Regions from separate parts of the Homo sapiens genome. Here region 1 is linked to region 2. Evidence: chromatin loops called from intact Hi-C (ENCODE). Cell type or tissue: CD4-positive, alpha-beta T cell. All regions are shown on one strand. Links, peaks and the distances in the headings refer to the core of each region. The heading gives the core; the rest is flanking DNA. Region 1 overlaps RYK (receptor like tyrosine kinase). Region 2 has its middle 8.6 kb from the start of AMOTL2.

What was found. Peaks named below come from ENCODE experiments on the same cell type or tissue, not always from the same donor. Only the 100,000 strongest peaks of a DNase experiment are listed, where the experiment ranks them.
Region 1: it touches region 2 in a loop (4-fold over the local background); 15 of 110 quality-filtered maps call a loop at or near these places.

What each region holds. Positions count from the first base shown.
Region 1 is chr3:134,187,990-134,203,897 of GRCh38, reverse strand. It overlaps RYK (receptor like tyrosine kinase), which reads left to right. Exons shown (of 15, transcript NM_002958.4): 6 at 1,024-1,168; 7 at 8,716-8,816; 8 at 11,924-12,049; 9 at 14,975-15,061. Among named protein-coding and RNA genes, the nearest start is that of RYK, 55 kb to the left of the region's middle. In CD4-positive, alpha-beta T cell, for the core only: CTCF peaks have their summits at 5,842 and 6,041 (motif pointing left); a DNase peak (open chromatin) is centred at 6,027.
Region 2 is chr3:134,375,111-134,391,018 of GRCh38, reverse strand. It overlaps a transcript of AMOTL2 not described here and the pseudogene HMGN1P9. Among named protein-coding and RNA genes, the nearest start is that of AMOTL2, 8.6 kb to the right of the region's middle. RefSeq lists enhancers at 8,443-8,942, 14,915-15,712, 15,713-15,908. In CD4-positive, alpha-beta T cell, for the core only: no CTCF peak of the experiment used is centred there; a DNase peak (open chromatin) is centred at 12,448.

The DNA.
Region 1 (15,908 bases), core at 4,958-7,457, 180 kb after region 2:
ATCAGTTCCTCAGTTTTACTAACTACATTTCAGTAGCTTTAGTTGTACTTATATTTGAATGCTTAATAGCCACAGGTGACCAGTGGCTACTGTATTGGACAGTACTCTAGAGAACATTTTCGTCACTGCAGAAAGTTCTGTTGGACAGCACTGCTGTAGTATATTTTATGCACTGGTATGTTTTATGTATACCACTTGTGAGTGACTGTTATACTCATTAGCCAAAAATTCTATTTAAAATCTTTTTTCTTTCTTTTTTTTAATCTTTGTAAAGGTACCCTTATCCAAGTTATTGCTTAAGCCAAAACTTTTCATTCTTCTTTTTCTTTCTACTTTGGTACAATCCATTAGTAAGGTCTGTTGACTTTTGTATTAATCAGAAACCACCAACCCTTTTATTAATTTTATTTATTGAAGAAATTATACCATTTGTCCCATAGACTTTCCCACATTCTGCATCTTCCTGAAATCATTGAACATTTTTTTTTTCTGTAAACTGGCAGGTAGATTTTGCACTTGATTAGATTTAGAACCAACTCTTTTGGTAAGAATAGTCCATAGATGGTCTGTCGCCCACGCTGGAGTACAGTGGAGCGATCTCGGCTCACTGCAACCTCTGCCTCCCAGGTGCAAGCGATTCTCATGCCTCAGCCTCCTGAGTAGCTAGGATTACAGGTGCCTGCCACCATGCCCAGCTAATTTTCGTACTTTTAGTAGAGGCGGGGTTTCACCATATTGGCCAGGGTGGTCTCAAACTCCTGACCTCAAGGTGATCCACCTGCCTTGGCCTCCCGAAGTGCTGGGATTACAGGCGTGAGCCATCACACCTGGCCTAAAATATTTTTTTTAAACTACAACAAAAACATCAAAAAAATTATGTGAACTTCCACCAATATGCTACTGGTAACTGATCTTACAAAGAATGGGCACATGAAAAGAACAGAATACTTATTTATGTATATTGGGTCACAAAGCAGTCATATTTGTTTAAAAAGCTAAATGTGCTTTTTGTTTTTATTTCAGATGATCCTGTACATGCAGCTCCAACCACTTCTACGCGTGTGTTTTATATTAGTGTAGGGGTTTGTTGTGCAGTAATATTTCTCGTAGCAATAATATTAGCTGTTTTGCACCTTCATAGTATGAAAAGGATTGAACTGGATGACAGGTATTGTACATATTTTGGGAAAGAAAAAAAATGAAAGCAGTTATTTGTATATATGTGGGAGCCCATACACATCGATGCACAGTGGTGCAGGGAAAGGAGGGAGGATGATTAAGCCCCAGCCAAAGGAAAAATAAGATGACCTAATCACTGTCTCTGGTTTCTCTGATTTTATTTTTATTTTTTAAAAATTAAGAAGTCAGAAATTAGTTTTTTAGTTGTTGAGGAAGAAGTGGAGAACAAGTAGTTTTTTCTATTCCCTTTGACATGACTCTACCTCAGACCATTGCCTTTTCAAAATAGCCCTGTTTCTTCCTTCTAGATCTTGCCTTCATCATTCTCCCTTTCTCTCTTCCTCCCTCCATCCATCCAGTAAACATGTATTGAGCACCTGCTCTGATTTAAACCATTGGTTCTCAACCTGGTTACACATTAGAGTCAAGGAGAAGCTTTGAAAACATACTGGTATTTGGGTCCACCTTCCAGAGATTTTGATGCAGTTGGTTTGTGGTAGTATTTGGGGATCAGTATTTTTCATAAAGCTTCCTGGATGATTCTAATGTACAGCCAGTTTGAGATATACTGGGTTAGATACTATGCTAAGTGCTGGGAACAGAAAGAAAGAATGATATACTTTATAGTTTCAAGATTTTAATCTTTTACATTAACCTGTAATTATAAAAGTATGTAATTTGATGACTGTGATATGTATAGTAAAGTGTGTGAATACAAAAGGTGCTTGTCCAGCCTCAGTGAGTCAGAGATGACAAGGAGGACATTATAGTCAAGTTAGGGTGAGAGGTACAGATGGAATGATAGGTTTATTTTCATAACAAACACTTCTTACTTCCCTCCTCTGTGATTTCCAGTTGCTGCCTGAAGACATGCCCCAGCTTTGTGACTTCTTTGAAAGCCCTCCTTTATGTGGAGACGTATCATCCATACTCTTTGAACCTTTTCTCCTCTTATTGCTGTATCCTTACTTGCGCTCCAGTCAAATGATCACTTATTCCTCACTTTCGCCCCACACTTTGCCCTTCAGGACTTTTGTTCATGCTTTCTTCTTCCCACAAGCCTCCATGCATTTTCCACCAGTCCAAACTTGGTCCGTTCTTCAAATTCCAGCTCCATTGCTGTCTCTTTCATGAAGTCTTTTCTAAGCCTCCCAAACACCCCTTTCTCTTTGTCTCTGTCTCTGTCTCTCTCTCTCTCGTAGCAGTTATTGCACTTTTTCTTCTATAATTTTTTGTGTAATTGTCTTACCTTTAGAATGTAAGCTTTTTCCAGTTAGGGAGCAGTGTGTCTTACTCATTGTTGAGTCACCAGTCCTAATTAGTCTTAACATGCAGCTGGGAAGCATATTTGTGGCGTAAGAATATGAAGGGGAAGGGAGCTGGTTGGATTCAATACCTGCCCCTTAGTACTCTTTGTCCCCACTGTTTTATTTTCCATTTCTGTGTGGAGAAAGAAGAGAAAAGGGATACGAATGAGAAGGAAGTACGTATATGATTTGTTTCAGAATATGTTTTGTGTACATGATGGTGGTGAAGTTAGGTTTAGATTTTACAGGGGAAGAAATGGCATTTGGAAGCGATTGAGGGAACATTTTGATAGGACTTTGAGAGAGGATACAGGTAGAGAGGTGACTGAAGAGCATGACATTTGGAAGTCAGTCTTGATATAGCCAGAGAGTTGCGTTTTCCTTGAATGCTTGCATGCGTGCTAGGGCTGTGAGCCCACATAGGCCAGAATTTTGCAATAACTTTCAGATTCCATGGGGCATCTACCTCTGCCTGCTGAAATAATTAGTTACCATCCATGAATTGGTGTTCCAGTTCTCTTTAGTTTTCAGGCAAAAGTTTCCAGACATTACCTGAGTAAAACCAGCTTATATTATCACGTTTTCAGAGCATAGTCTAGTGGTCAAGAGTACGGACTCTAGAGCCAGACCATCTCTGTTTGAAGCCTGGCTATTCTGTTTACTAGTTTTATGGGCTACATGGATTAAGTTATATAGCCTATGTGTGTCTCAGTTCTCCTCTGTAAAGCAGAAATACACACCTAGTAGGTATGTTGTGAGGTTTTAATGAAATACAGTAAGCTCTTAAAACAGAGCCCTACGTATAGTAAATGGCATTTTATGAAGTTTTTAATAAAGTTGCAATATGCTAGTATGTCCAGAATTGGTTCCTTCTGGTGGGTTCTTGGTCTTGCTGACTTCAAGAATGAAGCCGCGGACTCTCGCGGTGAGTGTTACAGTTCTTAAAGATGGTGTGTCTGGAGTTTGTTCCTTCAGATGTTCAGATGTGTCCGGAGTTTCTTCCCTTCTGGTGGGTTCATGGTCTCACTGACTTCAGGAGTGAAGCCGCAGACCTTCGCAGTGAGTGTTATAGCTCTTAAAGGTGGTGCATCCGGAGTGGTTCGTTCCTCCTGGTGGGTTCGTGGTCTCACTGGCTTTAGGAGTGAAGCTGCAGACCTTCGCAGTGTTACAGCTCATAAAGGTAGTGCGGACCCAAAGAGTGAGCAGCAGCAAGATTTATTGTGAAGAGCGAAAGAACAAAGCTTCCACAGCGTGGAAGGGGACCCAAGCAGGTTGCCGCTGCTGGCTTGGGTGGCCTGCTTTTTTTCCCTTATTTGGCCCCACCCACATCCTGCTGATTGGTCCATTTTACAGAGAGCTGATTGGCCCATTTTACAGAGTGGTGATTGGTCCGTTTTACAGAGTGCTGATTGGTCTGTTTTTACAGAGTGCTGATTGGTGCGTTTACAAACCTTTAGCTAGACAGAAAAGTTCTCAAAGTCCCCTACCTGATTAGCTAGACACAGACCACTGATTGGTGCGTTTACAAACCTTTAGCTAGACACAGAGTGCCGTTTGGTGCATTTACAATCCTTTAGCTAGACAGAAAAGTTGTCCAAGTCCCCACCCGACCCAGAAGCCCAGCCAGCTTCACCTCTCACTAGTAGTGATGGACAAAGTTCTTCTGCCCTTTCCTGTCCTATTAACAATTATTTATTACCTGCCAGGCAAGCTAACAGTGGTGACCAGAAAGCTCACATCCAGTTATCCAACAGCATTTAAGAGACATCTGCTGCTTCTCTCTCTGCATAGGGGCCACTGGGATTACCATTTATTGAGTGTTTTCTGTTTACCAGTACTGTACCCCAGGTACTTTATATGTATTATCTTAACACAGCCACCTAGAAATAGGCTTGAAGAGATTAAATAACTTTTTCAGGATTGCTCTTCTAGGAGCAGGGCAGAGCAGGCGGGACTCAGTGTTGTAATAGCTATGTGTTAATAATCCACTATTGTCATTGTATAAAACACTTGCTGTGTGCCAGGCACTGTTCCCTGTGCTTTACATTCATGAACTCCGTTAATCCTCACACAGTCTGGTGAGGTTAGATGGAGCCCATGGCTCCGTGGAATTCATTAGAAAGGGATGGTAGTGTTCTTCCATTCCAGGCACTTAGGAGCCACTGCTTGTTATAAACAGATCTCATTAGAGGCAGAGAATTAACACTGCCTGAGATATGCCCATGCCAGGGCAGTTGGAGCTCATGTGTGTGGCTTTCCCTCTCTCAACACTGCAAATTGATCTTTTCAGTCTCTTTGTTACGCCTGATGAGTCTGTCCTGGATAGGCAGAGCTTCTCTTTACATTCACCCTGAAGTCCTGCAGAGGGGTTGGTCTGCAGCGTGTCTCTACTGTAGTCTTTCCCTGTTAGTTTGTGACTGTGGGAAAGTTTATTACTCCTTTGTGGGATGCTTGAACTTGTCATCTGGCAGCATCTTAATTTTTCTCTTCCAGTTTCCATTATCCCCACCACCGCCCCCATGCCATTACTGGTGACAGAGTTTCCCTTTAAAATCTTTGATTTTATATTTAATGCCTAACTGTCTGACACATAGTAAAATACTCAGTAACTATTTGGTTGAATAACCAATGAATAGAGGGAGGAAAAAAACCATTTTGTTTTACCAATCATTCTTTGCTTTTTTCACAATAGTTTGTGCCAGAAATGACCATTCTGTCTGGTTTATGTTTTCTGTCCCAGGGAAGCGTGGTTTTCTCTGTTCATTGATTGACTCAGTGTTAGTTGAGCTGTCACTGGGGCTCACTCTGGCCCACTTGCGGCTTATTGTGCCAGGTACTGGCATAAGTGCTGGGGAAGGAGAGGTGAATAAACAGGCACTTGTCCTGCCTTTGTGGAGTTTATAGTCTGGTTGGATGAGACAGATATTAAACAAAAAAAATCCTTACTGGAATGTAGGGGTCACAGTCTTTGTCTGTTGCATTCATTGCTGTATCTCTAGCACCCAGTACAGTACCTGACATGTAGTAGATACTTAATAAATATTTGTGGAATGAATGGATGAAGTGGAGTTACAGAGAAAAATAGAAAAGTACAAATTGTTGTCAGTGTTTTGAAGGAAAATTATGATCTTTCCCAAAGTTCTGACTTCATTCTAAGACAGGGTTAGTATCTCCATACATAATTTTACTTGCTTTTGAAAATCAAATGAGATAATCTATTTAGATTGATAATTTATTTAGACTGGCTATAAACTATTAAGTGCTAGCAAATATACATTTTAATCTCATTTTCCACCTCTTGTGATATAGCTATGTAGGTGTTGACTTTAATGGATGTCAGGGGTAGGTCCCTAATTGCTTCTTGCTTCTATCATAACAGTAAGTCTTGGATTCAAAAAAAAATTTCGTTCTGACCACTTAGCATAGTGCTTTGCTTATTTTAGGGACCCACTTAATATCTGTTGAGGGAATGAAAAATTGACATAGATGTCCCTGTAACGCCTTTGTGTGCCTACAGTCTTTTCAAAAATTCTGAGGTAGCACAAGAGTGCCACCTACTGTTAAGTTAATGGAGAGACTGTGTCTGTGCACTTAGTCATCAGTGATGTTGGTTGCAGATAATACTTAAGAAGTACTTTCACATATCTCATACAATTTGAGCCTCACAAAAATCCTGTGAGGTAGATTATCTTAATCCCATTTATTTCCTCCCCTTTTGAGGATGGTAATGCTCCTCTTCCCTCCCCATTATTGAAGTCTGGACTTCTAACAGCTTTGATATCTGGTTTGATTTTTGAGTGGTACTCAACTGTAAAACAGAGTCCTGTAATCCCTTTTTGCTCTAACGACTGGAGATGCATAATATTCACATAATTAATATAACTATAGTAGTATACTATAAATTAGTAACAATAATTTATAAAGATATGTTTGAGGGCTAGGCAATAAATGCTTTACTTATTTATTTTTCATGTAATCGTTTTAGCAATCTTATCAGAGGATAGTGTTATGCACACTCTGTCCACGGGAATTTGAGGTTCCAGAGGATTAAATAGTTTGTCCTAGGCCGTACAGCTAGTAATCGATGATACTGGCAGTTCTGACTTCACGGTTTATGCTCTTCATCTCTTTTCTATATTGACCTATACCCACTGCATTATAAACTCATATAGATCAATTCTGTAATAACGTTGAGCCAAAGAAGCTCTTCCAGCACTCTGACCAGATGATAGCCTAATGAATCTTTATTATAGTCTCTTTGAGTTGCAAAGTATCTTCGCAGAGTTGCTGGAGAAACAGGGCTAACTGCAGCATCACAAGAAGAAGTATCAGGTTGGTGCAGTAATTGCAGTTTTTGTCATTAAAAGCAATAGCATTAAAAGCAATGACAAAAACTGCAATTTGCAATTACTTTTGCACCAATCTAATAGATAACCTAAAATGATGGACATCTTCAGGGAAGGCATGCTGGGGGGGCATTTCATTAGGCAAACATGTATCTTGAGATCTATGGTTGTGCTGAGCAGAATGGTTTGCATATTATAAGTGCTCTCCAAATGTTTATTGCAGGACATTTCTATCTTAATTTTTGCTATGACTTTCTACAGATGTTTGGTTACAATAGCAGATAGTAGTATATTGTATTATTAGCCATAGAAAGGCTACATAAAGACTTACAGTCCTCATTGCCTGGATGTTATATATTTACATTTTTCAGATTTGTGTATGGGCTCTTGAAATTGATAAACATTCATATATAAATGTTATAGATTACATAGCAGCCGTGTGTGTGTGTGTGTGTGTGTGTGTGTGTGTGTGTGTGTGTGTGTTTTGTTTCAGAGACAGGGTCTCACTATGTTGCCCAGGCTGGCGTCAAACTCCTGGACTAAAGTGATCTGCCTAACAGCCTTCCAAATAGCTGCAGCTACAGGCTTCACACCGCACTCAGCTTTATTATGTATTTTTTTAAATCACCAGTTTTTGAAAATACAGAATTATTATGTGGGAAGTGGTCAGTTAAAAGATTTTGCATATTAAGGAAAGTTGGAGACTTGATTGGGCACTGCTGATCCTGTAGCTAAGAGAGGCATTGAAAGACCTATCCTGCTATCTGGTTTCACCCTTCATGCTGAATTTCTATGTTTCACGTCTCCACTGCTGCAAAATTATAAGAACTAAGGCAGTGAGACCGAAATGTACCCACGAGACAAGGTTTCTCCCCACTGAAAAGACAAAACTACATGCTTGAGCAGCATTACTTTGCAGTAATCTTGAACACAAGGTTTACAATTATTTGAACCTATCATCTTCTTGGTGTCCTGTATTATTTAGAGAATATGGTGTAGTGTTTCAAGTACTAGAGATTTCCCAGAAGTTGGATGAAAGGGAGGGATTGGGGAAGTAGAAGAAGCAAAATGTATTGTGTTTAAATAAACTTGAACCAAATTTGATACTTTTTTTTTTTTTGAGATGGACTGTCACTTTATCGCCCAGGCTGGAGTGCAGTGGCGTAATCTTGACTCACTGCAAACTCCACCTCCCAGATTCAAGCGATTCTCCTGCATCAGCCTCCCGAGTAACTGGGACTACAGGCACGCGTCACCATGCCCGGCTAATTTTGTACTTTTAGTAGAGACAGGGTTTCACCATGTAGGCCATACTGGTGTCGAACTCCTGACCTCCAGTCATCTGTCCGCCTTGGCCTCCCAAAGTGTTGGGATTACAGGCGTGAGCCACCGCACCTGGCCAATACTCCTTTCTAAGCTCCGAGCATGTTGGCACATTTGATTTGGTTTGCTCTTTCTTTATCTGTAGGCCATTTGATATTGGGCCATCATTGAAAGAGGCCTGTCTTTCTTCTTCTTTTCTAAAAAGCAATCTAATTGAATGACATGGGCTCTTTTTTTGAGAGATGATCCGTAGTTCCCTAACATATTTGTGTGTGAAGTTTAGGACAATTAGCTGAGGTGTCTGAGCACTAGTACCTACATTTCTGAATAATTTTGATAAGATGAACTCGCTTAATGATTTTGGAGATAGAAATGAAAGAAAAAATAGAGCTCTATAGGAGTTAGATTAAAATATCAGTATTGGAACATCATGAATTATTGTGATCTCCGTAAGGATTTTAGGCTGGTTTTAATGGCTATGTGCATTTTGTATGTATGGAAAAAGGAAATTTCTCATTGAAACTGACTTGTCAAATATTTCTCTCAAAAATTGTTTGCAGCATTAGTGCCAGCAGTAGTTCCCAAGGGCTGTCTCAGCCATCCACCCAGACGACTCAGTATCTGAGAGCAGACACGCCCAACAATGCAACTCCTATCACCAGTAAGAGTTAATTTAATTCTAAAGCCAGTTTACTCAAGTTGTCTATGCTGCTTCCCAGTGGTCTTGCATGGTTAGTGTACTTGTGGGACATGTTGTGTAAATCGTATCTAAAGTATGCAAAATTAGGTATGCTCTTCAACTTTTGCTTTCTAGAGCATTGAATGAAACATTCTAAAATTGAGGTATCAAAAATGAAATTTAAGTTTGCTAGAATTGGTGTGGCTTTCGGGAGATTTCCATAGATTTATTATACTAAAAGGGCTACTAAGTCACTTCTATAGAAATTCAAAAGGAAGATTTTTCAGGTAACTATATGGAATTAACTATTGAGCTGCATAAAGACAGAGACTTTAGACTGTAAGGAATTGTTTGATGGTCTTATGGGCCATGGTGAAGACTTTACATTGTTTTTTAATCATAATAGGAAGTTAGCTACCACTGGAAAGTTGAGAATGTCGGATCTGATTTCCTTTTTTGGACTGGCATTTATTCTTTAGTAAAATAAGATTAAGATATCTGTCCTCTACCCAGTGCCCTATTGTGGTTTTCCAGTACTGTCTCCCATGAAAAAGAACCAGGATTTTTTGGAGAAATGGCTGATTCCAGGTCTGAGTTAGGAAGTGAACAAGATAAGCCTGGGACATGTTGCTGAGTCAGATATCAAGGAAATAGCTAAGACTTGAAGAGCTTCCACTGGCTAAAGATAGGACCATTTGATCATCAAAATGAATAATGACTATAATGAATTAAAACGTAAAATGTGTAAAAATCCACAAATTTGTAATAATACATTATTTAACAAAATTGTTCATTATGAGAGGTGACTAAGGCTCCAGTGAATACCTTACTCTACCAACTGACTACATGAACTGTATTTCAGGTTAACCAGATGGTGCTGGTGGATGAGAGAAAATTTTTCTTTACAGATGATTCTCAGCTAATAAATGTGGAAGAAATTATATAATTAGAAAATCACATGTGCAACTCCTGATAAAATAGTTGATTCAGAAAAAGATCATCAGTGATTGAAAGGAAAATGGGGAACTCTGCCATTGAGGGATCAGGCTGTCACCACCTGAATACACTGATGAACTCAGCATTACTAAAAGTAGGGGACCTAGGTATTTCGTACCCAAGGATATGATGTACCATTCATGGAGCATTCTTTTCTGTCCCTGCTGCACCCCCTACAAGTTAACCTGGATCTGATCAAGGTTATAGACCTGACTTACAGTTTACAGGAAATACTACTTGAAGAAGTAGAGGCCAAACATTTTCCAGGGTAGCCGACCCAGTTTCTTCAATAAGACAGTGGCAAGAAAAAAGGAGGAAAGAAGGCATTATACAGTAAACAAAATTTAAGGGAAATAATAATAGCAGCTACTCTTCCCACTAATGAAGAAAGAAATATATGCTTTTTAGGAAATACGATAGATGTGAAAGTAGTTTAAGCTACTCAGAAGAGGCACATCATTGCTTTTAATGTTTAAATATCAATCTTTGCTCATTAGAATGGATTCTTAATTGTTATACGTGACCTCAAAGAGGTAGGGAATTGTTGTTATACATGCTAAAATACTTTCTTAAAAAAGTCAAAGGGGCCGGGTGTGGTGGCTCTTGCCAGTAATCCCACCACTTTGGGAGGCCAAGGCGGGCGGATCATGAGGTCAGGAGATCAAGACCATCCTGGCTAACACGGTGAAACCCCATCTCTACTAAAAATACAAAAAATTAGCTGGGTGTGGTGGCTCGCGCCTGTAGTCCCAGCTACTTGGGAGGCTGAGGCAGGAGAATGGCGTGAACCCAGGAGGTGGAGCTTGCAGTGAGCTGAGATCACGCCACTGCACTCCAGCCTAGGCAACAGAGTGAGACTCCGTCTCAAAAAAAAAAAAAAGTCAAGGGAAATAAATTTATTTATCTTTTAAAAATTGTTGCCATCAATAAGAAATTTACTTGTTTGTAATCATGGCCATTACCGTAAGGAGCTAGATAATTTACTTACTACATATATATATACTGAAAACAAACACTTTTTAAAAAAGTCAATAGAAATACATTTGTTTACAGATAGAAAAAGAGGAAGAAAAAAATATTTGAAGACATAGTAGCCAAGAATTTTCTAAGATAACAACGCAACAGATCACAGATCCAGGAAACTAAGAGAACTCCAGGTAGAATTAAACATTCACATATACTCACACACCTAGACAGTCTATCACAGTCAAACTGCTGCCAATCAGTGGTTTCAGGTGGTGTCAGTCTACATGCATTGTAAAGTTGCCCAAAACTTTTCATGTGGTTCTCCTGGCAACCATTGATGATCATTGCATAGGTCCACTAATTTTGGGGGGAGGTTTCTTCCCATTATCTGGAGATGCCATTCCAACTTCTACTTGCTAAAGCCAGATTTTCCTTTTATTCTAACATTTTTTTTCTTGAAGTGAAAACTAATTTGTGGCTGTAAATTCTGTTTTTACTGTCATTGAATTAAGAATGAATGGGAATTAAGGGAACTTATTAAATTTGAATCTCACAATGGTTTTACTAGGATGTGGTAATACCAGAATAATTACATTGATTATGTATTTTGTTTGAAAAAAGCCTTTTCAAACAAAAATAACTTTCTGTTTGAAACTTTTTGTTTGTTCAAACAAAACAACTTTTCAAATGAAGAGATGTTTGAAAAAAATCTTTTCAAACATGTCTTCATTTGAAAAGTTGGTGTGTTATGAGACTATATTAGAAAACCTTTTGGGAGAAAAACTGTCCATAAGAAGGATTAAATGAAATTTCACAGATCAAAGCTTGTTTCATTTGGCTAAAAGGCAATTGAAGTGGTGGTCATGGTAATACTATTTTTAGGATTTCTTGTTGCAGTTCAGAATTTTAACATTTTGGAGTAGTATTGTGGTGGGTGAGGAGACATTTCTTTAACATTTAGTGTGGCCTTCAAATAACTCTCCTAGTTCATATATATGCCTGTTTCCTTTTATGATTCTTACACTCATTCCTGTGACCTGAGTCCTGAGGTTCTAACTGAACTAGTTGACTCCAATACCATAATAAGGGTATTTATATTGCTTGGTTTGGCTTTGTTGGCTCCTTAGGTTATCCTACCTTGCGGATAGAGAAGAACGACTTGAGAAGTGTCACTCTTTTGGAGGCCAAAGGCAAGGTGAAGGATATAGCAATATCCAGAGAGAGGATAACTCTAAAAGATGTACTCCAAGAAGGTATTTATTATCTCAAAGTCGGTTTTTTAAGTATGATTTAATGTTACCACTATAGACACTTTTTTCAAAAATTTAAAAAATTTCATCTCATTTTGTGTCTAAGATAAGGATAGGAAGCAGTGTATGGTTTTTCTTTTATAAAAATTATTTTCATTTGCTCCTATACTTGAATGGGCCTTGTACAACTTTGGTGCAGTTCTTGATTTTCAAGTATATTAAAGCACGTATATTATTGTTGGCTATATTTAAGGTGTATTCTCTGTTTGGTTTTTATTTAAAATGGCCACTACCTGGCAGGTCTCTCTGAGATAGTCTAAGTTACTTTCTCTCTGACGGATAACTTGGGGGTTGTAGCGGAAGGAATGGACATGGGCTTGGGCTTTGGTTTTGGTCCTTAGTTCCAATCCCACATTTTATTCTCCGTGTGGCTTTGGAGAAATCACGTAATGTCTTCAGTCTCCAGTTCCCTCCTCTATAAATTTGGACTGCGTTGTCATCTCTTAGACTAGTTATAAAGATGAGATGAAATTAGGTACAGTAAATGAATGAACACATAATAGTGTTTGCCAGGTGTTAGTATGCTTCCCTTCACCTCTCACTGGGCCTTGCTTTCCTTTTTGAATTGGAGGGTATTGATTAGGGAGATGCTGAAAGAAGAAGACAGAAATTAATAATAAAATACTGCACTGAGCTCTTCATGTTGTTAAATAGAGAATTACTTTTTTACCTCCACTGTAATTCAGTTTGGAATGCTTTGGATACTTATGAGTCCTCCTTATGTATTCCTTTGCTGGTTGGGACACATTTAGGTCAATCACAGCTAAGTCAGGTACTTAAACTGTCCCCAGTAGCAAATGGTAATTAATGGAAGCAGATTTTCTGGTATGTCTTAAAATGCATGATTGCCACTTGTTAATAGTTGACTGTTTTCTAAGCATAACTAGTTTGCAGATCTTTTTGCAATCTGAAGAGAGTAAGTAGACCAGGTAGCATTTCCTAAAGAATAAAAAAAAATGAGAGATCAATTAATGTTATATTTGCAGTTTCTTTTGGTCTCTGAATGGGATAGAATAGGCAATCTGTTGTAGTGGTATGATTTGAGAAGAAGGAATTCTGAACCAGGTAGAGTTTTTCTTTATTGGTCTTTTCAGGCCCATAATAGTTTATTTTAAAATTCTTTTGATTTCAGAAAAGAAAATATGGTGGCTGATTAACATTTAAAAAGGTGGTCAGGTTCACTGGAAATCTGATAAATGCAAAGAAAACAATAGTTACATGCGATTTTTTTTTTTTACGTTAGTTTGTGAAAAAGTAAAAAGATAATTTCTAGGTTGACGGGTATGGAGGAACACATGCTCTTTTACATTGCTGGTAGGAATGTGAATTGCTGTAACATTGTGGTAAAGTAATATGTACATATATATTTTTGTGTATGTTCCTTACTTCCATTGTTTTTAAGTATATGTAAATCTGTGTTTGAGAGTAATATTTAAAAATGGGACTAGGTACTGGGAAGAGGAGACAGGAGGTTTTGCAGTGCTTCAGTGCAAGAGAGTTAAGAAGCTCAGTCAAGCAAGGTGAACTTGGCTGGAGAGAGAAGGGAAAACCTTTGTGAGGAAGACAGGTCAGGGTGTGTAGCTCTATGTATTGACTAGAGTGTTTGAAGATATTTACTCAGCTTCAAGCAAAATGTCTTAAATGAAGATTATCCAAAGTCTTTTCTGCCTTGAGCATACAAGTTACTCTGTCTCTAGGCCACAGTGAAACCTGATGATACATGGATACCAACAACTCCACCTCATAGAGTGGAAGGCATTAGAGCAAGCCTATTTGTATGCATGGTATCTGCAGCAAAGTGAAACTATTTGCAAGCTTATCTTTTAAATTGTGAAGGAAGGAAAGTAAACAATTTTCTAGTGAGAAAGAGTAAAATGAGATTCATTTTCAGTGATCATCTTGTTTGGGAGTTTTCTATGGGCAATTACAAAATTGGTAATAAAATCTAGATGGATTTTCTTAGTTCCTTCCCTAGCACCCGCAAAGGTCATAACTAACTTCTCTTATTACTATAAGAGTTTTTGTTTTTTGTTTTTTTTTTTTTTTTTTTTGGCGGAGTCTCGTTCTGTTGCCCAGGCTGGAGTGCAGTGGCACAATCTTGGCTCACTGCAGGCTCCACCTCCCGGGTTCATGCTGTTCTCCTGCCTCAGCCTCCCACGCCCGGCTAATTTTTTTGTATTTTTTTTTGTATTTTTAGTAGAGACGGGGTTTCACCGTGTTAGCCACGATGGTCTCAATCTCCTGACCTCATGACCCGCCTGCCTCGGCCTCCCAAAGTGCTGGGATTACAGGCGTGAGCCGCGCGCAGCCTCTTCTCACTCTAAGAGTTTTTAGGAACACATTTTACCAGTGAACCGAGAGTCTAATTGGCTTGTCTGAGACCTTCTGAGGAGTGAGTGGTAGAAGGAATGGAACCCAGGACTGTCTGGATCCAAAACTTGTACTCCCTGGCCTTCCCTTGAAGCTACTTTTTAAGGCTCTGCGGTAGAGAGGAAAGTTCATTTTTGTCTTTTCGTCATTTCTCTGAGGCTAAGCCTAGAAACTCATAAATGCCATTGTGGATACCTCATTACTGAGCTCCAATGCTCCTGGCTATATCATTAGTTTATTTAGTATAATTCAGGAAAATTTTCATATACTTAGTTTAGATATGGTGTTTCTGAAAGCAAGTTAAGATGTGTAATAGTCACAAAAAACTTTTAACAGTCGTTAAAACCAAAGATTTGGGTCTTTTTACTCTAGGGCTACAGTAATGTTGATCACATATGACCTTGTTATTTTTGTTTTATGTTATATTGTGCCAGAAAGTTTTGTACTATAATTTTATGAATGTTGTATGATCTCATTAATTATTACTTTTCCTTTTAGGTACTTTTGGGCGTATTTTCCATGGGATTTTAATAGATGAAAAAGATCCAAATAAAGAAAAACAAGCATTTGTCAAAACAGTTAAAGGTAGGATCTTTTTTCCATAGTATTTCCATGATGCTCTTCTGTCTCAGGTGGCTCCTGCCAGCAAAATTCTGTCTCAGTTTCCCAATGTGTGCCAGACCTTTTAAATCAGTCAGTGTTAATTTAGCTGAAAACAAAAATTGTCTTATATGAGCCTAATTGTTTTGGAAATTTGGGTTGTTCTCATTAAGTATAGAAAAACAGAAGTCTGTTAAATTAAGACATAAGACATTTCTTAGATATTACTCAGTTAATTGCAAGTCAAACTGCATCCACTTGATTTCATTGTTACTATGTTTAGTGTTGGTATACTTTTGCAGGTATAGCCATAGTTGGAATTGCTGGCCTAAGGGTGTGTACATTTAAAATTTTAATAGAGCCCAGGTGCAGTGGCTCATGCCTGTAATCCCGGCACTTTGGGAGGCCGAGGTGGCCAGATCACCTGAGGTCAGGAGTTCGAGACCAGCCTGGCCAGCATGGTGAAACCCCTGTCTCTGCTAAAAATACAAAAATTAGCCAGGCGTGGTGGCTCACGCCTGTAATCCCAGCTACTCAGAAGGCTGAGGTGTGAGAATTGCTTGAACCCGAGAGGCGGAGGATGCAGTGAGCCGAGATCATGCCACTGCACTCCAGCCTGGGCGACAGAGACTCTGTCTCAAAAAAAAAAAAAAATATATATATATATATATTGTTAGATTGTCCTCTAAAAGATAGCACTGGTTTATATTGTCATGAACAGAATAACTGTTTTCACATATTCTTCTTTTGGGCCAGCGTTTGAAATGTGACGCCTAATTTTTAATTTATTGATGTGTATAAGTTATTTAATTAAAGATTCCCTATCAAGATA
Region 2 (15,908 bases), core at 10,903-13,402:
GTGGGCAAAGAAAGGAGGAACAGAAAGACAAAAAGAGCTGGGACACTAAAGATGCCGTGGAGCTGCCACACCAGTCCCAGTACCCACCTGCAGACTTCATGCATTATGGAAGAAAAATGAATCCCTTACTTAAGTTTAAGCCACTCTTAGTGTGGCATCCAATACTCATGGCCAAACATGATTCCTACTATACAAGGCTTAGGACATTACATCTGCAAAACCCACTGATTATTTGATACTAACTTTACCCCATTTAAATCCACTGGGTTGCATTCCACCTACAACTGATAGTAATCACAGTGTGACCACACTGCAAGAGATGAGACCACTGGACCAATCAGAACACAGAAGAGTTTAGCAGACTGGGACCAGCCGCACGCATATCCTGTGAGTGCCCACTTCTCAGACTCAGAGGGATATTGCTAGGGTACTTTATAAGCACCTTAAATGAGTTAGGGGGGAAAAGTGGCTTCCTGTAGGCAGCCACAAATCAAAAAGTTATATGGATCATCCCATGACAAAAACGTCCAAGAGTTAATTTCACTCCTTCAGCAAATTTTTATAGAGCACTTACTATGTGTCAAACATTGTTCTAGTCATCAAGGACACAGACACAAACAAAACAGGCAAAACTACCTGACTTTGTGCTGTTTACATTACAGTGGGGAAAACAAACAATAAAACAATAAATAAGTGAGATAAATAATATGTAGAATGGAAGTAAGTCAGTGGAGGAAAAAAAAATGTGGAAAAAAGGACAGGGACTAGAGTATGTTATAATTTAAATAAGGTGATCAGGGAAGGTTGTGCTAAAGGATGATGTTGATAAAAGACCCAAGGGAGTGAATAATAGACAAAGACAGGGACAGAAAGCTTCAATCTTCTCATCCCCAAAGCAAAAGGAGAGAATCCCAGATAACATGACTCATCCTCATGAACAGCTTTGGCAGAGGGTGCCGCTGGCTCAGAACTGCCCTTGAGTCTTAGTGAGGGAAACCTGGCACATGGGAGGTCCCACTGCAGTGGAGAGAGGTGAGAATTTAAAGAACTGCTCCATGAGAAGGTAATTATTGAGCATGTGCTGGACACCATTAGATATACAACAACCTTATCTATGAGCTAAGTTCTATTACAATGCTTATTTTGCACAAGCTGAGAGTGAGGCTCATCTTTTTGTTCTAGGTGGCAAAACCAGTTAGAGAGGAGAGAAGTTTTCCTGAGTTGCTGTTCTCAGCACCTTGCAATCCCCCACCCTAGCCCCATCCCACCATCTCCAAGTGACCACTTATCAGCCTAACACGCAGGCAATAGTAGGAATAGAGGAGAGTACCTTCAGCTCAGAAGTAAAAAGAAAGGACCCTAAGAAGAGTTGGTTCCTCTTGGGAGCCCTGGGCTGAGCATTCCTCCTCTTCTGACTATGCCATTGAGAGGGGCTGTGTGGGCCCAGGGGTGGGTGGCAGCTGCAAGTGTGGGGGAAAATGAGCCGGCCAAGTCTCCAGCATTAAAGGCTTTGCAGTTGCAGACACCAAGGGCTCTCTCCCCTTCCCGCATCCCATTCTACCCCTCCAACTCACTCTCCATCCCAGGACCTTCCTTCCTTAGCCATTGTTCCTCATGGAAATCAGGCGGCAAGGAAGATGCTGTCTTGGCACCGCCTCCCAAGGGAGCAGGTCTGGAATGTGCTGGGGACATTAGGTCTCCCAGGGAACTCCAGCTGGAGTCTGACTGCTCAGCCACTCCAGTCTGCTGGCTATAAACAGGACAGCCACCAGTACGGGGTGGAGACTGGACCCCAGCACGTGTCAGGACATGAAGACATATGACTAGGGCTGATCCTGGGTTTCAGATGCTCCCCAGGGCTCCAATCCCCTGAATGGCGGGAAGGGAGGGAGAGCAAACGAATTCCCCAGTAAGTGTGCAGGGAAGAGACTGTGTTCTCTCTCTCTTTCTCTTTCCCCATTAATCATGTGCTTTTTTAGTGCCTGGCACCAGGATAGTATTTACATATGTTATGTTGTTTCATTTTCATAACAGCCCTGTGAGGGAAAATCCATCTCATAAATGAGGGGCTGAGGCACAGAGAAATGAGTGATCACACGCTCGAGATGACATACCACCAGGGTTGTCTGAGGCAATGACCCTGGCTCTTAACTACTGTGGCAGAGTCTTTCTCTCTCGGCTCTCCCTCCATTTGCCCCTTCCTGATCTGTTATTCTTCCCTCCATCTTCTTCCTTTCTTCCCTTTCTTCTCTTCTGGCCTCCCTTTCTTCTTTGTATTCATTGATCCAATAAATATTTATGGCAATGTTACATGCCTGGCACTGTGCCTGGCACAGGGAATAAAGCAAAATCCCTCCTGATCAAGTTGACATTCAGTTGAGGGTAGATTGACCATAAAGAAACAATCCCACACATAAATAATTAGTTGCTGATGAAATGACTTGTTTCTATGCAGAGAACAGGAAGAGGATATGCCAGAGAGTGCCCGAGGCTGGGGGTGTTTTAAGCTGGGTGGTCATGGGGGCCTCTCTGAGGAGGCAATGTGTGAGATCAGACATGAAGGAAAAGAAGGCACCAGCCACAAGAAGATGTGGAGCCAGAGTTCTAAGGGTGGGAACAGCAGGTGCAAAAACCCTGGAGTGGGCAGGATCTTGGCAGGTTTGGGGTCTAAAAGGCCAGTGTGGCTGGAGCCCAGTGACCAGGCAAGAGAGCTGTAGGAGAGGTGCAGAAAAGGGTGGATTCTGGATGTGATTTCAAGAGCCCTGGGAAGTTTTTAGGAAGAGGAGCAGTATAATCTAAGTCATGTTTCTGAAAGAGCACTCCAGCTACAATGCAAAGAACAGGCTGAAGAGTGGCAATAGTGGAAGCAGGGAAATGAGTGAGGACACTATTGCAGTGGCCAGGAGGGAGAAAGTGGCAGTTTGGACCAGGGTGGGGACAGTAGGGGTGGAGAAAAATGAGTATTTACTGACAGCTACTAAGTGCCGGGTGCCAAGAGATGAGAAAGGCCCAATCCCCTGTCTTTGCAACGCATCTAGTAACAAGTTGTTCAGGGAAACAAGATCACTGAAGTCCTGTCCTGGGTGTGAAGACAGAGGTCTGCAAGGGCACAGGGGACCCAGTCGGGAAGGATCAGCTCCATTTCAGGAGGGAAGGGAGATTGTGGAGAGAGCTTAGTCTCTTCTGAGCCTCCAACTACTGCAGATGCAGATGACATTCTTGCGGCTAGCTTCAGGACCATGCTGGTGGATCGTACTCATGAGACCAGTGGGGTCCTACAGAATGAAAGTTAGTGTGTGCCAAGGGCTCCAACATTTCCTAAGTCAACCTGAAAGCTGGCATTGAAGCTATTTAGGATCTCAGCAAATGGAATTACTCCCAATAGGCAGCTGGCTTTTCCAAAAGTTCAGTAGAATTCCTTCTTAGTGATCACCAAGCTGAGACTTTAAGGATACACTGAGCTTCCCAGGCAAAGAAAGGGGCGACTCAGGGCATTCCCAAAAGATGCATGTTCAAAGAGGAGAAAGGACTGGGGCTTCAAGTCAACAGCCAGCAGCGCCAACTTGCTGGCAATGTGAGTGAGCCACCTAGGAAGAGGGTCCTCTAACCTCAGTTAATACTTCAGATAACTGCAGCTCCAACCCACACCTCAACTGCAACCCCCTGAAAGACCCCACGTCAGAACCCCCACCAGCCAAGCCACTCTCAAATTCCTGATCCAGAGAGTCTGTGAGCTATAATAACTATTTATTGCTGTTTTAGCCACTAAGTTTTGGGATAGTTTGTTACACAGCAGTAGATAACTAATATAGAAAGAAGGTGAGTGTTGAGATAGTATAGAAGAGAAGTTAGAGAGGAAACCAAACCAAGAACAATTTGCTAAGGGTATCCTTACCGCGTTTACAGGCTGTATGCCCAGGGGTCTCTGCTCTGTCTGTGGTCCCTGATGAGTCCAGTGGCGCATTCTTTCCACCCACAGCCACATCTCCATATGGCTGCTTCTTATGGCTGCTTACACACATAAGGACACTTCTAAAACTAGCTTATTAACACACAGAGCCTACTATGCGCCAGCTCTAAGCTAAGGGCTCTCACATATAAGTTTTTGTTAAATTCTCACAACAAAACTTGGAGGTGAACATTATCATCCCCAGTGCCCAGGACAATATCTAGCACAGAGTAAATATATGTATTAGCACGTAGTAAGACCACTAATAAACAGACCCCAAAATATCAGGGCCTTAAAGACAAGAAATGTATTCCTTTTTCACCAAAATCCTAGGGGAGAGTTGCCTGTAATGTGAAAAAACAGTTAATATAATCTTGGCTACTGTATTAATCAGGGCTCTCTGGAGAAAGAAAACCAATAAAATGGGGAGAGAGAGAGATTTTAAGGAATTGGCTCAAGTACTCGTCGGGATTGACCGGTCTGAAATCTGTAGGGCAGGCTGGCAATTATATGTATGTATACATACACATATATATTTCATTTATTTCTATATACATAATACTATATATAAAGAGTACAAAATTATATACATTTATTATAAAGAGTAAAAAATTATATATATTTATATATATAAAGAGTAAAAAATGTTGTGGGGGAAGAGAATAGAAATACAACTTCAAGGAGAAAAAGAACTAACTAGAATTTCTGATTCTTATTTAATAAGAACTCCTTCATGTATTGTTTTTCTAAAGCATATGGATGGGTATTAAATTGGGATGATATTCAGATTCCCTATGATACATTTAAAAGAGCAATTGAACAGCCTTATTTTTAAATGATTTTACTAAATATTATATCATTCGCAATGATTTAAACTTCTGAAATAAAATTATTCGTTATTCCAGTGACTTTCCAGCTTACAATTTAGAGGCAAATATTCCTTAAGAGGATATCAACTATCAATATTTTCAAATGTTGATAAGCTGTTACCTCATAATTTCTGCCAATTTATAATTTAATATTACACCGCATACTCAAATTGTCAACCTTTCACAGCACATTACCAAAGTTATCAGGAAAACTGGACTACCATGACCAAAGATGTTACCGAGTGCACACTATTCTGACAGGGAGCGCCACCATCAAGGAGCGGTTTTCTTTAACAATTCTACTTATAAACAACATGGGAATAGAAGTAATTTAAAATGTTTAAAAAGTATTAAATGCACGACTGTTTCTGCAAATTGCATTTTGGATGCTTTGTATTACAGGGTATAAATGACCCATCCCCAACTATGGAATGTTAAGCTGACAACCAAGACAGTCAAAGCCCTCTGTAATCAATATGCCACTATTATCTGGCCATACCAAAAAATAAACAATCAGCAAATTACCTTAAAAAAAAGCATTTACACTTAGAATTTGAATGAGAAAGGATTCCCTCCTTCTTAAAAATGTTTCTGGAGCTGCTAAAAAACTTGCATTTGTAAACAATAGTTGATAAAAATATTCCTCTGGATTGTACAAGAAGAGGGATAGAGACCACTGCTAGGACAGGGAAGATAATATCAATCAGAGTCAGCTTCCTTCTCTGGGCTTCATCAGAGCCTGGACTCTCCTCATTTTTTTAGTTCTTCATTTTCTGCAGGTAAAGCTTCTTTGGCTTCCTGGTTAGCCACCTCATCCTGTTTTCCCTTTTGTCTGCTCTTTTTTGTCTGAAGATTTATCCTTTCCTGCTGCCTTTGTGGGCTTCCTTTCCACTTTAGGGTTAGCTGACAACCTTGCAGGTCTTCTCTTGGGCTCTTCCTTCACCACCCTTTGGCTAAGCTGAGCTGACCTTCCTTTTGGGTGTCTTGGTGGCGGAGAGGGTGCGTGCCAGGTGCCTGCAGCGAGCGGTGCCGGGAGCCTTGGAGAAGCAGTGCTGCCTGGCTGCTGCAGCTCCTCTGGCTGCCTGAGCTGCTGGGACCCCTAAGCAACATTTTAAATTCTTATTTTACACATGAGGAAAACAAGGCTTAGAGAAGCTAAGTCGCAGTCACTTGTCCAAGGTCGCCCAGAGAGTAAGTGGCCCATCTCCAACCCAAAGGAAAAGGCAAGCCACAGACTGGGAGAAAGTACTTGCAAAACATACATCTGATAAAGAGCTTACAACCAGAATATAGAAAGAACTCTCACAATTCACTAAAAACAAAACAAACAACTCAATTTTTTTAAAATGGGTAAAACATTTAGACAGATACTTTTTTGGTTTTTGGGTTCTTTTGAGACAAAGTCATACTCTGTCCTCTAGGTTGGAGTGCAGTAGCATGATCTTGGCTCACTGCAATCTTCACCTCCCAGGTTCAAGCGATTCTCCTGCCTCAGCCTCCTGAGACTACAGACGCACCGCACCACACCCTGCAAATTTTTGTATATTTTTTAGTAGGGACAGGGTTTCAGTATGTTGGCCAGGCTAGTCTTGAACTCCTGACCTCAAGTGATCTGTCCATCTTGGTCTCCCAAAGTGCTGGGATTACAGGTGTGAGCCACCGTGCCCGGCCTGGACAGGTATTTTATAAAAGAAGATGTGTGAGTGGCCAATAACCACATGAAAAGATGTTCAGTATCACTAGTTATCAGACAGTTGCAAACTAAAACCATAATGAAACACCATTACTTACCCACTAGAATGGGTAAAATTTAAAAGGCTGACAATACCAAGTGTTGACAGATGGGGAGCAACTGAAACTCTCACACATTATTGATGGGAATGTATAACAACACAGCACTTTGGAAAACCGTGTGGTATCTTACAAAGCTAAGCATACACTTTCCGCATACCCAGCAATTCTATTCCAAACTATTCACAAAAATAAATGAAAATATAGTCTGGGCCAGGCGCGGTAGCTCATGCCTGTAATCCCAGCACTTTGGAAGGCCGAGGTGGGCGGATTAGTTGAGGTCAGGAGTTCAAGACCAGCCTGGCCAACATGGTGAAACCCTGTCTCTACTAAAAATACAAAAATTAGCTAGGCATGGTGGCACACACCTGTAGTCCCAGGTACTCGGGAGGCTGAGGCAGGAGAATCACTTGAACCTGGGAGGCGGGGCTGGAGGTCGAGGGAGGAGCTTGCCTGCAAGCATAACAAGGAAACTTTTAAATAGATGGAGAAGCTGGGCACGGTGGCTCACGCCTGTAATCCCAGCACCTTCGGAGGTGGAGGCAGGTGGATCACTTGAGGTCAGGAGTTCAAGACGAGCCTGGCCAACATGGAGAAACCCCATCTCTATTAAAAATACAAAAAAATCAGCTGGGCATGGTGGTGTGCACCTGTAATCCCAGCTACTTGGGAGGCTGAGGCAAGAGAATTGCTTGAACTCGGGAGATGGAGGTTGTTGCAGTGAGCCGAGATCATGCCACTGCACTCCAGCCTGGGTGACAGAATGAGACCCTGTCTCAAAAAATAAAAATAAAAATAAAAATAAAAATAAATACATGGAAATGATCTAAGTCTTGATTATGGTTGTGGTTATACAATTGCATATAATTACCCAAATTTCTCAAACTACACACCCAAATGGTTGAATTTTATTATATCCTTTTATATTGTTATATCTTACTAAAAATGCAGGTACACCACCATCCAAAAATATTAATAATTGCGGCCGGGTGTGGTGGCTCACGCCTGTAATCCCAGGACTTTGGGAGGCCGAGGCCGGTAGGTCACGAGGTCAGGAGTTTGAGACCAGCCTGACCAACACGGTGAAACCCCGTCTGTACTAAAAATACAAAAATTAGCTGGGCAGGGTGGCACGTGTCTGTAGTCCCAGGTACTTGGGAGGCTGAGGCAGGAGAATTGCTTGAACCCAGGAGGCAAAGGTTGCAGTGAGCCGAGATCGCGCCACTGCACTCCAGCCTGGGCGACAGAGCGAGACTCTGTCTTGAAAAGAAAAAAAAATACTAATAATTGCTGTGACTCCATGGTCCCTGCCTTTCCCACCTTCCTGTGCTCTCATCCCTGCCTAGCCTATGTCTCTCTGGTACTTCCCTCTGACTCCTAGGAAAAAACTCTCTGAGCCTTTCCAAGGCCAACCCCTTTGTACAAGTGCTGGATTCCATTTCTCCTCCTGCCCCAGTCACTTTGGATTTGTGCCGGGGTGAGCAAGATGGGTCCTGCCACAAAGGTCTGAGAAAGCAAGCTGGGGAACCAGGAAACACCAGACCCCCAACAGAGTTTAGCCAATGACCATCTTAACTAAGACTGCACTATTCATGGTCTTCAATGCTGGAGCCATCTTATTCTCCACTAGGATGTTAGGCTCCATACTCCAATTTGTCCCTTGCCTGATATCCTTTAAGATCAGTCTAATTTCTTTCAGCCTGTCTTCACTTATGTGGGTGCCTTAAACAAAATATGTGGTTTCTTTCCTGCAGGAATTTTCAGGCTTTTCATAGAAATCGATGCCATTGTGAATCTCTAAGAAAGAATACTGATTATGGAATCTCCCTGGCATTTTAAACCAGTGCCCACACAACACACCGTGAGGGCTTCTGCACAAAATAAGCAGACATTATCATATCTCCCAAGAGACACTCCAGCCCCAACCTTGCCAGGTCAAAGAACATAACTTTCCCAAAGGGGCTGAAGGGCAGCTGTGCCCTCAGAAGGCAGCAAAAGGTGGGCCTGGAGGAGGCAGAGCTCCCTCCCAACGCCTTCTCCTATGAATACAAAGAGGAAAGGTTACCCGTTTAGACCCAAAGGCAGCTCTGGGTCAGCCTTTTCCTGGAAAAGCATCCCCCTGGGGTCCTAGGATTAGCCCTGGGCCTCTGCAACCCAGGACCTCAAGTTTTTCTTTGGAAGGTCTTGGCTTTGGCCCTGGAGTGCTGGAGCACAGAGTCCTCACACCATCCAGAGTACTGCCTTCACAGAAGCATCCCCACCCCTGGGTTTATCCTTGGCGGATGTATGGGAGCCCAGCCCACAGCATGGAAAGCAAGCCCTGAAGTGGCAGAACCAGATGAACAACCCTGAGTCTGCCAGCTTCCTGGCGCAAGCGCCCATACCAGTCCTGACAAGGCCTGGAATGAGCCACCTCAGTGGGAAAAAGGAAGAGGAAGCTAAACGGAGGAGTGAATACCTTCACCCTGGCTCCGCCCCAAACCCTGCCTGCTGGATGGCAAGAGATGAAAGAAAAAGCCAAACCCTTCAGCGAAAGAAGGCAGGAGAGGAGAAGCAGGAGAGGGATGTCAACAAAATTCTAGAAAGGGGAAAACAGAAAAATGAGATTCTTTCCTTTCTCCCTGCTGAGCGTTTGGGGAAGAATCTCCAACAAGCTTAAGAGGCACCAGACACCTCTATGAAGTGGGCCAGGGTGAGATCCAAAACAGGACTGTGGGTAAGAACCTGAAGAAGGGGAAGGGGAGCACTCTCCAAGATCCCCTCCCTCACTTCATAAAGGGAAGATCAACCCCCTTACCCCGTATCCCTCCTCACTGCCAAATTGTAGAGTTATCATCTGGAGAGCCTAAAGGCAGGGATGGCAGTGGTGGGGTCCTGGTCATGCTTATTCCTCCCAACCCCCTTCATCGCCCCCTCCTCATTCTGCTCTCCCAATGCTGGCTGCCAGCCTCCAGGCAGGAGACTCAGAGGATCCTTCACTGGAAATCTTGCTGGCCCAAGGGAAATGACCTACATATTCTGCTACTTTGGGGTCCCCAATATTAGGGCCAGAATCCTATCCCACCCTTTTTCTGTGAAACCCTCCAAGAATCCAGCTCTGCTCCCACACAGGGCTTCCATTAGCTGTTAACTGCCTCACTCTTAAATAGGATCAGACAGCCAAGAATCAAAGTCATTTGAGGGAAGCCTTAACTACGAAAAACAGAAACCAAAACAAACAGAAAAAAGTGAACCTTAAGGAAACAGAGAAAATGTGAAGATCAGAATAAGAAAACAATTTTCATTATAATTACTACCCCTAAAGGGATAAGAGAAGATAATTAATTCATGAAACAAGAAGATGATGTTATAAAGAGGAATCCTGGACAAGAAACAGCTCTTGAAAATTAAAAATGACAGCAAAAATACAGAAGGGTTAAAATTAAAAAGGGAAGAAATTTCCCAGAAAAGAAAAGATAATAGGAAAAAAATTAAAAGTCGGAGAATCATTCGGGGAGTTCTAACATCCAAATAATTGAAGTTCCAAAAGAGAGAACAGAAAAACTGGAGAAAACTAACAACTAAATCATCTGAGAAAATTTCCCAGAGCTTAGGGACATGACATGCCAGATTGAAGGGCTCACCAAAGACTCAGAATAGAAGACAAGAACATATCAAGGCACATTACTGGGAAACTTCAGAACATCCAGGCATGCAGAGAAAACCCTGTAAGCTTCCAGAGAAAGAGAAAACAATTTATATCCAGAGATCATCAGTCAGAAGTATGTTATTTTTCTCAATAGCAACACCAAAAGCAAGAAGACAATGAAGCAACTCTTTCAAAATACAGAGGGAGAATTCTTTCTCACCCAGAGTTTTATACCCAGGCAACTATCAACAGTGTATGAGTGGTTTTTTAAAAATTTGCCTCTCGCAGATCCATTCTCACAAAGTGACTAGACAAGTAAACCCAGAAAGAGGAAGAAAAAGAACCCAGGAAATGAGGGACCACACAAAAGAGAACTGAGAGGAAGGGCCACAATGAAGATGGAGGACGATCTCAAGATGAAAGCTGTTTGGTAGGACCAAAGAGTGTATCATCCCAATTCTCCAGGTGGGATGACCAGAGATAGACCTGATACAACACAACTGAGTCTACAGTCATTTAGGGAAACTTAGAGTTATGTGTGTCCATTTTGGCACAACTTAATGCTAAATATATAGAACACCAAGCAGATGCAAAATGAGGCAAAGTTTAACTTCAATCAAAACAAAAGTTGTATAAGAAAGAAAATGTGATCACAGCACAGTATATGATTCTGTTCTTAACAATATTTACATAGTCACAATAATATAAACGTTGGATAGTAATTTAACCAAAAATGCCATGTAGCCAAGTCAAGAGGATGAAGGAAAGAAGTGTGTGTGGTGTACAATCCTAATCTTTCATAATAGGAATGAGGTAGATAACACCTAAAGCAGAAGCATAATGAGAGAAGAAAAATAAGAATATTATATAGAAATTCAAGGGTAAACATGGAACATATTTAAAAGTTTAGGCCAGGCATAGTGGCTCACGCCTGTAATCCCAGCTCTTTGGTAGGTCGAGGTGGGCAGATCACCTGAGGTCAGGAGTTCGAGACCAGCCTGGCCAACATGGCAAAACCCCACCTCTACTAAAAATACAAAAATTAGCCTGGCATGGTGGTAGGCACCTGTAATCCCAGCTACTCGGGAGGCTGAGGCAGGATAATAGCTTGAACCAGGGAGGCAGAGGTTGCAGTGAGCTGAGATCATGCCATTGCACTCCAACCTGGGTGACAGAGCAAGACTCCATCTCAAAAAAAAAGTAATAAAAATAAAATTTAAAAGATGTTTAAAGTGATTGTCTCTTTGGAATGGAATTTGGTGGGGGAAAGAGTAAAACAGGGGACTGCTTTCTTACATTGTAGAACTATTTGACTTTTTTTCCCCTTTTTCTTTTGAGGTATACTTAATATATAGTAAACCCACCTATTTAAAATGCACAGTTTGATAAGTTTCATCATAAGTACACCACAGTCAAGAGAGTAAATATATCCAGCACCCTCCACTCAAGTTTCCATGTGCCTTTGTAGTCCTCCTTCCCTCCAGGATTACTCCTAGGGAGGGACATATGGATGGCTGCAGATCAATGGCCACCCAAGAATGGTTCAACAGTTCCTGCCACTGTTTTAGTAAACCAGGGGGTCTGTGCTTCTAGTGCAGGTTCTCCAGATGCCAGCCTGGGGAAGACATCTCACTGTTCAACTTGGCCTTCAGCACTCAGCTTGAGAAATGTCTCTTCCAGGAAGCCCGTCATGACTGCCTCCCTGTGCCCATGCTCCCTTCCTTCAAGGTGTAACTCTCCACTTTGTAGTGTACTTGCTTCTTTTTCCCCTGCACCAAGTGGCCTGAGAGCCCTGCAAGAATGGAAGCCCCCTTTGACTCATAGGGGCTGACTCAGAGCAGGTGCGCAGGGAATGTTTGTTGATTGAAGGTATGAAATACATGACAGAATAGATATGTGGAAGGGTGAATGGGTGAGTGAATGCAAGGTGTTTTCCCACGCCAATGATATAAGGCTGTTTATGTTAAAGATGGTATCTCTTTAAAGACCACGTGAAAGCCCAGCAGAGGCTGAAATGGGAGGAAAGTGCAGAAACACAACTGGAGCCATGAGTCCATTCTTGGAGAGGTCTGAGAGACACCTGTCCCAGGATGAAATCCTGTCCCAAACATCTCTTCCCCTCCCCCTCCCCTCACCCCCAACCTCAGACCCAAGACCCACCTGGGGAGCCCTGGGCTGAGCTGACCCCAGCAACTGGAGATGTGACTCACTAGGGGGCACTCTTCCATCACACTGGCCCTGCCCCAGCAGGCACAAACCCTGCCCTAGGCCCTTCCCTGCAAACTCAGGGGCCTCTTCACATTCCCTGCTGCCTCTTGCCAAGAGCAGAGGATCTTTCCAGGCAGCAATGGCACATCCACCAAATCAGTATTCACTCAGTATAAGGTAGCTTTGCAGAAAAGGCAGGTGTCTGGGGTTACATTGATATTTCAAAATGGTCTTCCTTTATTCACCGGCCAGAATGTGCCCATTCTTAGATCCCCACCCCATTCTTTCCCAGTCTGATGGCTACCCACACAAAAATATACTCAAGTGTGCGCTCCTGCAGTAGTTCATCTATGTATTCACCAATATCCAGACACGTCTTCCATGCAGGACTGGAAATTGTGAAGGCGCTGGGCAGTTACACACCCTAGAAAAAGGGGAGGAAGTGGGAGCATTGTTCAGAGCTCCCTGCCCATTGTGTAACCTCACCATTCACAGGAATCCTCTTAGCCCTGGGCTGGCAGGGGCACCAGAAAGAAGCAAAGGGCCACAGAGGAAGGCCAGGGGCTCAAGGAATGTGTGCAGTTTGGAGAGGCAGGGCTTCTTCTTCTTCTTTTTTTTTTTTTAAACAGAGTCTCACCTGTCACCTAGGCTGGAGTGCAATGGAGCTATCTGAAGTCACTGCAACCTCTGCCTTCTGGATTCAAGCTATTCTCCTGCCTCAGCTTCCTGAGCTAGGATTGCAGGCGTCCACCACCATGCCTGGCTAATTTTTGTATTTTTAGTAGAAACAGGGTTTTGCCATGTCGGCCAGTCTGCTCTCGAACTCCTGACTTCAGGTGAACCACCTGCCTTGGCCTCCCAAAGTGCTGGGATTACAGGCGTGAGCCACCGCACCTGGCTGCTTCTTCATTTTTTTAGGACAACATCCTCTTACCTAAACCACTGTGGGGCTAATTTCATAAATCTCCAACTCTGGAGGATTTAACCCCCAAAGACACAGACCCCATGAGGCCCTTTGTGCATAACGGAGATTCCAGACCTGAAGCATGAGAGTGAAAGGGAGAGGGGGCAGCAGTGGAAGGAGGAGACTTGGGGGAGAAAACCTAGAGGCAGTGATGAAGGCAGGGGAGGAGAAAGGGGTGAAGGGGGGACAGGGGTTTGCAGAAGGACAAAGAGAAGAAAGTCCCCCACTTGGGTCTTCTTCTGTTCTTGGAACTGGAGCACTGGAACTTCCATCCTAATGTTCAGATTCTTCCTATGAATTTGCTTCATGCTCCAGATTCCGGTAGGTTTCCTGTTTCCATAACCTGTCAGAGGGAGTGTTCAGGGGAAGCTGGAAAAGTGAATTTCACAACTAACAGTCATCCTTTGATCTTGCCACCTGCACCCTGGAGCTCTCCTCCACTAAGCAACCATTTGGGAAGTAAGGGGAACATTTCCTTCCCGGCTCCATGGGAGGAGGCTGCTAGGGTCCCACCAAGAACTCACTTTCATGTTCTGGTTGGGTGCAGTGGGATGCAGCTGCAGGGCCAGACTGAGGCCATAAAACAGGCACAGACCCAGACCGGGGCTAAGGAGAGGCGATGGTGTGGGTGCCTGGATCCCTTGCTAAGCCCTGTACACACCTATGATGCAGCCACACCCCAAGGAGCTACACTTCCTAGAGCAAAGGCCTCCAGCCTGGCTTACTCTGAGAATTAGGTCACCTCCGCATCTTTCCTGGATAGGATTCCTGACCCAGCCAGCCACATTGTCATCTGGGAAGAATCATAACCTGTAGGAGGAAGAGAGGAGGTAAAGGAGAATGGGACAAAGTAGATTGAGACAAAGGTGGAAGAAGAAAGCATTGGCTCACTAAGAGAGCCTCTCTCCCCTCTGCTGTAGGTGAAGATTCATATGCAAGCAGGCTGGCCGGCCCAGTGTCCCCTGTGCACATCTGCCTCTGGCACATCTGAACAGTGGTCACCTTCTCCACCAACTATCCTGCAGAGCTGGGGTGGCCGCCAGCTTAGGTAGGCTCCACCGCAGGCCATGCCTGACAGATCTTGCCTTCTGTTCTTTCTGCAGAGAGAAAGGGAAAGGAAAAATAAAAGTACATGCACATTTCTCATTTAGGTTTTGGGATCCCTCTCCCGCTTCTGTCCCTTTGGGGACAGAAATTAGCAATCATGGGGGCCTGTGTGGCTCTGCAGCAGGCTTGTCCACTCCAAGATGTACCTCCTTCACCCTAGCTGCCTTGAACTGACGCCTTTCTGCAACCATCTCAAGAATATTTGTCAAACATTTTGTCAGGTATCCTCCCAAATGCCTGAAAGACAGGACTGTACCATGTGGTCTTTCCCCTGGTTTTACAACCCGAGTGCACATGTCCACAACCACTCCCCTGCCTCCACCAATTATGCTGTCCATAAGGTAAGGCCACTCAGAGACCTCTTTCCTTTCACTTCTAAAATTCCTACCTACAGTGGTATACTGATCACAGCTTCTCTTCGTAAGGGGATCCTTGGAAAGACAAATATCCCGTAGCTTGGCACAAATGATCCATTTGCTCAATCATCTCAGATCCAATCACTGTTTGAAACACAGTATTTGACTTCCAAGTAAAACACACACGTGCGCACACACACACACACTTTTTGTGAGTTTTATTAAAAATTAACAATGTCCCTGGCAATTAAGCTTGCAGAATTTCCTTGTCCTTGTTTCCCTCCAGTGAATTTGGGACTTGCAAACTCCATGCTGATGGGAGGACCCAGCCAGGGGTAGAAATCAGCCCTGACTCTCTGGGTGGACAGGGGCCTGACTGCCCCCACCTCACCCCAACTGACTTGTAGAGAGGGCTTGTGTGATGGGGAACGGGGACAGCATGTGTCAGAGCGAGCTTTCTGAAGAAGGGGTTTCCATCTAGCAGTGGAAGTGTCCTGGGGGCAGAGGAGAGGATTCCATGCAGGAGCCACAGAAGTGGGTACAGGGGAAAGCCCCTGGCTGGCAGGGGTGTAGGGGGAGGTAAAGAAGAGACTAAAGCAAGGACAGGGTAAGTGGAGAGAGGAGGGCTCCCAGTGTCTGCCCTGTCCATCTAGGGAGCCTGGATTCTGATAGCCAGGGAGGGGTTTTGAGAATGAGAAACCAAGCAGCCCAGTGGTTGATTACCTGGTTCTCACTGTGTGTGACTCTGGGCACGCTGCTTAAGCTCTCTGAGCCCTGGTGTCCTCATTTACAACACAGGGATGATAACAGAACTCCGTTGGAGGGTGCTTGGCAGGGCTGAATCGGATGACTGGGCGAAAAGCCAGCGGTGGCACACCTTGCACTCTGCGTAAAGGGGCGCCTATTATCACCTTGGGGAAGAACTGGACAGAGCGCCTGGCGGCGGGTGATTCAGTTGGGTAGGTGGGTCAAATTGACCGGATTTTCCAACCCAGATTCACACTTCCTGTCGAGACGGTCGTAAAATAGCTGGCGA